Linked DNA regions of Homo sapiens: region 2 is linked to region 1. The links are chromatin loops, found by intact Hi-C in ENCODE. Cell type or tissue: IMR-90. All regions are shown on one strand.

Region 1 (5,000 bases):
GAATCTAACTTACAAGGGATGTGAAGGACCTCTTCAGGGAGAACTACAACCACTGCTCAATGAAATAAAAGAGGATACAAACAAATGGAAGAACATTCCATGCTCATGGGTAGGAAGAATCAATGTCATGAAAATGGCCATACTTCCCAAGGTAATTCATAGATTCAATGCCATCCCCATCAAGCTACCAATGACTTTCTTCACAGAATTGGAAAAAACTACTTTAAAGTTCATATGGAACCAAAAAAGAGCCCGCATCACCAAGTCAATCCTAAGCCAAAAGAACAAAGCTGGAGGCATCATGCTACCTGACTTCAAACTATACTACAAGGCTACAGTAACCAAAACAGCATGGTACTGGTACCAAAACAGAGATATAGATCAATGGAACAGAACAGAGCCCTCAGAAATAATGCCACATATCTACAACTATCTGATCTTTGACAAACCTGAGAAAAACAAGCAATGGGGAAAGGATTCCCTATTTAATAAATGGTGCTAGGAAAACTGGCTAGCCATATGTAGAAAGCTGAAACTGGATCCCTTCCTTACACCTTATACCAAAATTAATTCGAGATGGATTAAAGACTTAAACGTTAGACCTAAAACCATAAAAACCCTAGAAGAAAACCTAGGCAATACCATTCAAGACATAGGCATGGGCAATGTCTTCATGTCTAAAACACCAAAAGCAATGGCAACAAAAGCCAAAATCGACAAATGGGATCTAATTAAACTAAAGAGCTTCTGCACAGCAAAAGAAACTACCATCAGAGTGAACAGGCAACCTACAAAATGGGAGAAAATTTTTGCAACCTACTCATCTGACAAAGGGCTAATATCCAGAATCTACAATGAACTCAAACAAATTTACAAGAAAAAAACAAACAACCCCATCAAAAAGTGGGCAAATGACATGAACAGACACTTCTCAAAAGAAGACATTTATGCAGCCAAAAAACACATGAAAAAATGCTCACCATCACTGACCATCAGAGAAATGCAAATCAAAACCACAATGAGCTACCATCTCACACCAGTTAGAATGGCAATCATTAAAAAGTCAGGAAACAACAGGTGCTGGAGAGGATGTGGAGAAATAGGAACACTTTTACACTGTTGGTGGGACTGTAAACTAGTTCAATCATTGTGGAAGTCAGTGTGGTGATTCCTCAGGGATCTAGAACTGGAAATACCATTTGACCCAGCCATCCCATTACTGGGTATATACCCAAATGACTATAAATCATGCTGCTATAAAGACACATGCACACGTATGTTTATTGCAGCACTATTCACAATAGCAAAGACTCGGAACCAACCCAAATGTCCAACAATGATAGACTGGATTAAGAAAATGTGGCACATATACACCATGGAATACTATGCAGCCATAAAAAATGATGAGTTCATGTCCTTTGTAGGGACATGGATGAAATTGGAAATCACCATTCTCAGTAAACTATCGCAAGAACAAAAAACCAAACACCGCATATTCTCACTCATAGGTGGGAATTGAGCAATGAGAACACATGGACACAGGAAGGGGAGCATCACACTCTGAGGACTGTTGTGGGGTAGGGGGAGTGGGGAGGGATAGCATTAGGAGATATACCTAATGCTAAATGACGAGTTAATGGGTGCAGCACACCAGCATGGCACATGTATACATATGTAACTAACCTGCACATTGTGCACATGTACCCTAAAACTTAACGTATAATAATAATAAAATTTAAAAAAATCAAACAGCACAAAAGAGTATGAGTAGGGCTCTCTCTCTACCATGCCATACCCTGACCACCAGTCTCTAATAGCAACCAACCACAAAGTCTTTAAAAAATTCTAGTAAGTGTCCCATATATGTTCTACATCTTTTTCCCCTTACCAAGTCTCAGAGATTTGAGAAGGTACTTCATCTTTCTTCATAGCATTTATCACTCCCTGACACTACGGTATTTATCCATTTATTTATCATCTGCTCTCTTTCTTTAATGTAAGCTCTATATCAGTATGTTCTTTTCTGTACTCCTAGTATCAAGAATAGTGTCTGGCATACAGAAGGGCTCAAAATTTGTTGGATGAATGAATAAATCATACCCCATCTATTAAAAAAAACTGACAATGTGCAATATAAAGATGAATAGTAAAATTCATGCCGATTATTTAAAGTTTCAATTTTCCTTTATTTAGAACAACATTAAATAACAAAAAACACCAGAAGTTGAGAGAGGAGAGAGACCAAAGCAAAAAGGGAAAAGAATTATATTTTAATACTCTTAATGGCATTTTTTCCCTACTTTTTGAACAAAAGGCCTACATTTTCATTTTACAAGCACCACATATTCTACAGCTAGTCCTGTTTTTAACAAGCCTCCCAGAGATTCTGATGTAAGGGCAGGATTGAGAAGCACTGGAGCAGATTACTTTTTTTTTTTTTTGACACGGAGTTTCACTCTGTCACCCAGGCTAGAGTGCAGTGGCGCGATCACGGCTCACTGCAGCCTCTACCTCCTGGGCTGAAGCAATCCTCCCACCTCAGCCTCCCGTGTAGCTGGGACTACAGGCGCTCGCCACTACACCCGGCTGATTTTTGTAATTTTTGTAAAGACCAGTTTTCGCCATGTTGCCCAGGCTGGTCTTGACCTTCTGGGCTGAATCAAGTCTCCCACCTCGGCCTCACAAAGTGTTAGGCTTTCAGGCGTGAGCCCCCGCGTTTGGCCCAGGACCCCTGGCGGGGCCGAGACGTCGCAGGACTAGGAGTATTGGGTGGGGGCGTGCTGCCCTCTAGTGTCTCTGGCTGCCGTCTACCGCTACTCGCCACGCTTCTGCACCGGGCGGTAACCGGCTGTGTGAGCTCCGGTGGTTTTGCTGCCTGACACTACTCTGGGGCTTCCTGCCCAACTTCTTGGAAATTCTAGCTCTTGGGCATTAACAAAGGTGCTCACCTGTAAAAGTGTTGCCGCTGAGTCGCAGCAACTATGCACCTCTGTCCCCGGCACCTTGGTATATTTGAGATGTTCACTAGTATTTTCTGAGTATGAGACACAGCGAAGCTCTTTCATAAGGCTTATGTGGAGAGACAAGTCTCACACCAGTGGCATGTCAGTCACATTTTTCTTTACAAGGCGATAGGACTCATGGGTACGTATGAATTGGTAGCCATGAACAGTTCCTTGAAGAAATTCTATTGCAATCATTGTGGCTCTGCAGCATTATAATGAAAGCAGAGTCTGGCTTAAAGCAAGTTTTCTAGAAACAAATGAAGAAGAATCCTTGATAGTTGTGCAGCCCTCCAGCGTCCACAGAGGCTTTTCGTGTACTTCATCCCCGTCGTTTGCTGTTCGCTCTCAACCACGAGGCAGTAAGGGCAAATGTGATGATCCATGCCCACATCGTGAGAAATGCCAGGCTTAGCTGTGATCATTACATGAATGCGCCCTTGTTCAGGAAGACACTGATCCCACTGTCCTGTCCGCACAAGCACCCTTCATCAATGAGTCCCAAACCAGTAAATAAACCTATGCTAAAGGCCTACCCTGCAAAAAGACATGAGACTATTTTTGGCTCAGCCCTTGGCTGAGCTCTGAGGCAGAGGAACAAAGGCCAGGCAAGTTGCTGGAGAGGAGTTTGCAGCAGATGGTTTTAATGATTTGGTGGGAGGGCAGTGGCTGTAGGTTATCTGTGAGGTAAGTAGTGCACCGGCAGGAGCAGGTGCAGGATTTGCAGAACATGGTGATTCTGCTGGGGGCAAGAGGTCAGGCTAACGGGTGATAGAACTGTTACAGCCACATAGAGGGCAGCAGCAGCTGCAGGGAGCCGGAGCTGTTTGGATAGGTAATATGGTGCTCTGCTCACCTCTTTTTCAACTTATTGGCGAGGAAGAGGGTCCCACTTTAGGATTCTGGGGATGGCTGAACACCCTACACCCAACACTGGACAGAAGAGATTGACAGCATTTTACTACTCACATGTACATTCACCACTCACAGAAGGAGGACTCCGCACACTATGCAGGGCCGCATGAGGTTGCACTCAGGAAAAGAGGGAAAAAACAAGGGCCATAGGAGGCAGGTTTTATAATAACATGATGAGGTGTTGGTGCCTCAGGGAGGATGTGATTGGCTTGTTTGAACAATTCTATGGATTGGGTACAGCTGGTCCAGCTGATAGAGAAACTAGTGAGTGGGGGTGAACATAACTGGGCAGAGCTGGTGAACTCATGGTTAGGCCTTTGGAGTCCTTTAAGGTTCTAAGATATCAAGGCAGCATGTTTTAGGCCTAATAATACTTACAGGGCAGCTCAGTGACAGCAGCAAGATGGCTGATTAGAAACACCTGGCATTTGTGTCCACTACAAAAAGGAACAAGGCAATGAATAAACAGCTAAGATTTGACTGCAGTATTGAGGGGAGAGCGGTGGAGTGCAGTGGGGGAGTGGAGATGCGCCTGTGGTGACGGGAGCAGTGAGGAGGCACCCAGCCTCTGAAGCCCCACCTCCCTCGCCAGATTGGGTTAGCCTAGAATCAGGTAGGACTTCCCTTTGAGGGGAAAAGGTAAGCAGAAGATCCTCCCCAGTGCCTGCTGCCACTGCAAACACCCACAGTCCTTACTACAGGAGAATCCCACAGTCCTCACAAGTCCTGAGCCCAGTATAGAGAGCTGCCTAATATTCACACAGCTACATTGCCCTGCATTAGAAGAGCAAGATGTGTACTGCCTATCCCCCGCCAATCCCCTGTGAGCCAAGCTGCTGCAGCGTGATGCCATCTTGAGACAAAAGCCACCTCTGAAGTGTACCCTGCTCTGGGGGCCAGTAGCCACTGCACCTCCCCAGCACTGTGGCTCCATCTTCATTATGTCAAGCCCACAAGGGTTGCTGAATGCCGCAATCCCAGGTGCATGGAACCTGGGACCAGGATCAGCTGTGACTTGGGTCCTGCACAGCAGGGAAAGCAATCCCTGCTGCCTATACTTCCAGCCAGAGGAACAGTCTGCCA
Region 2 (5,000 bases), 200 kb before region 1:
TTCACTGAGATCAGGAGGGAGAAAAGTAGAGATGGTTCTTACTGACTTCCACAGAGCATGTGAATTAAAGTGTCTTTTGTATACAGGTTTGATCATCTCCATTAAGCATTAAGGGTTTTAGCCTCTTAAATCTTTGTTGAATGAATGATGCAGAGATGACTGGGCAACATAAACAATTTATTTAAGATCATAGTGTCTTTTCTCTTTATCAAATTGGCCAGAGACTAATGAGACCAAATCTCCAAAACTCAATTCTAGAAACTATGCAGTCACCAGCTCACATCATCACATCTACTCTACTTCCCAAGAGGTGGCACCTGGACAGTGAGTCAGGGCTAGCAGGGATGAGAACACGAGGATGATTTCTCTCTGACTACAGAGGAGAGTTAAGAAATTCTGCAATTTAGCCGGTTTCTACAATCACAATGGTAAGAAAAGAGAAGCCAGTATTACCAAAGTCAACAGTCCCCTGCATTTATGCTGTGTCCTGTGGACTATGGTGAGGCCCACAGGAGGGCAGTTGCCTTAAGGACACAAGTAGAAAGTGTGAAAATGCACTTCCTTTGTCCTGGGTTTGAAATTTAGCACGAGCAGTATCTGCACATACAAGTGAAAAATTTCAAGGTGGTCAACAATTGGCTCCTGGAAGCATGTGCCCAAAGGGCTGAGAGCCTTAGGAAAAGCCATATGCCTAACACAGAAGGTGACCAGCTGCAAGAGTGTGGAAAATCAACACAACCAGGGTCTGTAAAAAAACAAAACAAACGCTGAATGCATAGCACAGACTCTGAGCTTACTGTGAACATCAGCATCAACCTCAAGATTTTAAGCAAAAAAAAAAAAAAAAAAACCATCAAAAAGAGTTCTCGTGCGGGTCTTTGAGGAAATCCAAGCCCCGAGGGGTCCGATTGTTCTCCAGTGACTGGCTGTTGCTTTAGGAAATTCCAGTGCCTCACTACAGTGCTCTTGGAGCCTGTTCCTACTCAGACATTTTGTCACCTGGCAGTAGCCTAGAAACTAATTTTAGTATTCATGTTTGTAGACCCTGAAAGGTCTACCTGGTACCTCCCCACCTCTCTTCATTCAGCCTGTTTATTCAGGATGAGACAGTCACAACTACATGGGGCTTTTCTGGGGTTTCCAAGGAACAGAAAGGCTAGACAGAAAAACTGTCTTTCTGGCCTCAGCTCAAGACTACAAGGCATCCTGCTGCTGTTTAATATTTACTGAAAGCTCACAAAGTTCTAATATAGATGAGAGCAAAATTATGGCATGAGCTTAGCCTCTTAGGGCCTGAGTCTTCATTAAAAGCCACAGTGCTGACTTCCCACAGAGGCAGAGCAACAGTTAAGGAACATCACACCATCAGTGATTGGCTGGTGAGACTGCACTTAGCAAGCAGAGCTTTTCAGCAAGATGGAGAGGCACTCCCTGTTTTCTGCTCTGGTTCCCTGAAACACAGATTCAGCCCCATGTAATGCAATTATTACACCTTAATTATCACCATTTACTTCTCTGTTGATTCTGCAAACTTTCGCCGAGTACAGCCTACTATGCGTCAGGCACAAATCAGGTGCTTAATAACTGATGGTAGAATGAACAAATGGAAGCTCATTCAGCCTGTGAGAATGCAGTGAGTATGTGCGTGTGCAGGGGGCATAAGTGTAGGATTGAAAAAAAAAAGGTGTTGCTTGAGCTAAATTTTGAATATGAGTAGGAGTTACATCAGTGGATAAGGAAAAAAAAAAAAAGCATTCCAGGAAGAGGTAACAGCACATGCCAAGGCATGGAGCTATATGGGGACTCCATCATGACTTAGATGGTATGAAGCCAGCCTGGGGGCTAGATAGAAATAGGCAAGGAAACGTGTCTTCACATAAGAATTAGCATCAGCCCAAAGAACTGGTTTGAGATAGTATGCTTAAAATATTTGTTAGAATATGTATTTGAGTTTCAAGGAGGAAGAAAATCCCAGAGAATTGGATTTGCTGAGGCCAGGAAGAGGGACTGCCCTGATAAGTTCCAGCGCTGACCAGTGAGTGCATTGTTTGGCCTTAGGACCCAACAGGAAACTCCTTCGCAACCTAAGAGCTCGTAGGTGGTGACTGTAGTGAATCACTGGGGCTTTCCCTCTGGGAGACTCCTAAGCCTCAAAAAAACAAACATACAAAAAGAGAGAGAGCCAATTAGCCCACACAGCTCTGCTTCAGTGAGAGGACCCCAGTAAGATGAAGCATTTCTCAAAACCAAACAGCCAACATATATCTAAAAGGGCTTCATAAACTGTAACATGCTATCTAAATAAAAGGTTCTGTCATTACTATCATAAGGAAGGCAAAAATGTGGTCAGTTTACACTCAGAGTATATGGGCAAAAGTAATTTTGGCAGGGCACTGGCAGGAGGGCTGAATGTGGCTGCCAGAGGAGGCATAGCACAGCAGCTGAGTTTCAGTGATGCTTGGGAAAAGGCATACTCTATATTGGTTCCTGTGGATATTCTGTAATGCCATAATTTCCCCCTTACTTTTCCTACTCTTTATAGTGAATGATTAGAGAAATGCAGACTGATTCTATGTGAACTCCTCAAGGGCAAGAAACTCTCATATTTATCTAGCATAGTGCCTGGCAAGTAAGTAGCACTTAGTAAATGTAAGTGAGTCTCTGAGGGGATTGCTGGAAGAGTGGGGAGAATGGAGGGGGATGTGCTAATGGAAAAAATAATCATGTCTTCAGCTGGACACTGATGGTCTTGGTTTCTTGGTCCAAAGCTGGCAAGCAATTCCTGTCAGAATTTGGTCATTAAGATTGAGGGGTGGAGTGGATAATGATATTCCCATCAGAAATGAATAAATCAATTTGGGACATGAAGATAGCAGAAGCCAAGCAGCACTGCTGGAGAGAAGCGTGTGGGACTAAAAGATAATAGATTCTGTAGCTAAAGAGAAGGGAAACTATTTGCATGAATGTGATTCACTTAGGAACAGGTGTAGTGGAAAAAATTGCAAGGAGTCGGGGAAATGGGCCTGGGGAGGTCTTACTATCCATGTTGAAGGAAAGGAATGGCAAATGTTAGAAGAAGACAATGTTAGAAGATTGGAGAATATGTGAAAGATCAAAGGTTGAGAAATCCAGACAGTAAAATCCAGACACATTTGGGTAAGCTCAAATGAAACTGGGTGAGCCGTTCTCTCCCCTTTTATTTCCCTTTGGAGAGAGCATTTTTGAGAAGGTTAAGGCCACCTGGTGACATCTTTCGTGCACATTCTGGAATGATTTGATTTGCAGACTCATGCTGTGACTAGGGAGAGTTAGGCTGTATTCTTAGGATTTTTGAAATCTTAATTTTACCCAATGCTGGACATGGGGAAGCTGATATCCAAGGTCCAAGATTAGGGGAGAGCCTGGATCCATTTAGTGATTTTTCCAGGGTCATGAGTGGGTGTGATAATAAGCACCCTCAACAAAAGACCAATTTAGGAATAAAACCTCAATGACAAATCAATGATCTGGAACAAAGATCATATCTTCAGGTTTGGTCCTTCTGACTTTCTTTAAATATATGCCTACCTATTTATTCTGATCTGTTAAGCTGATCAGATGGGTTTGAACTGAAAGGGGGATTATAAACAACTTTACAATGGGGAGGTCCTAACCAACAAAAACCTTTGTCGGGCTTTACTCCACTGAGTTGCGCGCAAGGTAGCATCACTGAGTTAAAAGAAAAAAAATCTAACAACTGGTAAACTATGTTGTTCTGTTTTCCCACTAGCTTGGTCTCTCTCCTCACTATGTAATTCCAGGAGCCAAAGGAAGCCACTTCTGTTCAAGGAGGATTTAACTAGGTTTGACTGTGTGGAAGAAAGCAGGGAAGGGGAGCAGGAAAACCCTTCCAGAATGGCTCTAATGAATATCATTGCTTGGCCCTCTCACCACTCCGTTTTTGGACAAGAAACCAGAATCCATCCTTGGAGCTCAAAGTTGAACTCTTGGGATTCAGCTAGAATGAAAACAACGAGGGGGCGAGATGAGGAGGCAACACTATGTCTGGCGCAGACCCTTTGCGCTCCCCCTAACAGACTCCCAGTGAGCCTTCCTTGGCTCTGCACCTTTCCTGTCCTCCTCCTCCTCATGCAGAGGCACTCTTGGGCAAAAGTGTCCTGAGTGCTATCTGTGGACCATTGTCCACCGGTGCATGTAGTCAGAGGGTCACAAGGACAGTGTGGATCGTGCTTCCTAAAAGTGATCCTGTCTCTCCTTTCTCTCCTTCGAGTATTCGGTAGCAGGTAGGGTGGTCTTGGGACACTCCATCCGCAGAAGGGTCCCCCTAGATCCCCAGAGAAAGCCCTGTCAAAAACCACACCCAGAGGCCTCAATTAGGTCCAGAGCCACCCCAAGGCATCATGACAGTGGGACTGCCAGTGAAGGAAGCCACACCCTGAAATCTGGGGATTCTGTGGAAATCAGTTCCTGCAGCAATCTCATGGCCAGTTAAACTGTCCTCATCCACTTATTTAATCATCACATTTACTGAGCTTGTACCACTGCAAAACCCTATGCTCGGCAGGCACCTTAATGCAACTTATTAACAAATATCTATTCTTTCTTCTGCTGCTCCTTAGTACTTTTTCCCAAATAAAATTTGAAAAACATTTTATGATTATGTTTTTCATCAGCTTTGTGACCTTGGGCAAATTGCTAAACCTCTCTGAGTCTCAATGTTTAAAAGGGGATAATTTCACAAAGCTGTTGTAAGAGTTATATGAGATGTTTAAACATACCTAGTATACTGCCTAGCGTACTGGTGCTCAACAATCCCATACATCCTTTATTCCTTCCTTCAAAGGCCTTTCCCTCCAGGACCTGCCAAAGTCAGTTATTCCACCTGATCTTACTGCTTCCTTCCGCACGGTCAAACCTAGGGGCTCAAATCTCCTATCTTTGCTTTAGAGGCCTCACTGGTCCTCATCCTCGGCTTAGGGCCCTGTGCTCTCGCAGCAGTT

Evidence for each region. Hi-C counts contacts between places; a loop is a spot of excess contacts. Peaks named below come from ENCODE experiments on the same cell type or tissue, not always from the same donor. Only the 100,000 strongest peaks of a DNase experiment are listed, where the experiment ranks them.
Region 2: it touches region 1 in a loop (2.1-fold over the local background); 1 of 110 quality-filtered maps calls a loop at or near these places.

The regions. Positions count from the first base shown.
Region 1 is chr9:34,758,433-34,763,432 of GRCh38, reverse strand. It overlaps a transcript of PHF24 not described here. Among named protein-coding and RNA genes, the nearest start is that of SPATA31F1, 31 kb to the right of the region's middle. In IMR-90, a CTCF peak has its summit at 2,776 (motif pointing left); no DNase peak of the experiment used is centred here; H3K27me3 peaks cover 1,659 bases.
Region 2 is chr9:34,959,109-34,964,108 of GRCh38, reverse strand. The region is part of intron 1 of PHF24 (PHD finger protein 24); the gene reads right to left. Among named protein-coding and RNA genes, the nearest start is that of PHF24, 3.3 kb to the right of the region's middle. In IMR-90, no CTCF peak of the experiment used is centred here; a DNase peak (open chromatin) is centred at 2,078; H3K27me3 peaks cover 3,003 bases.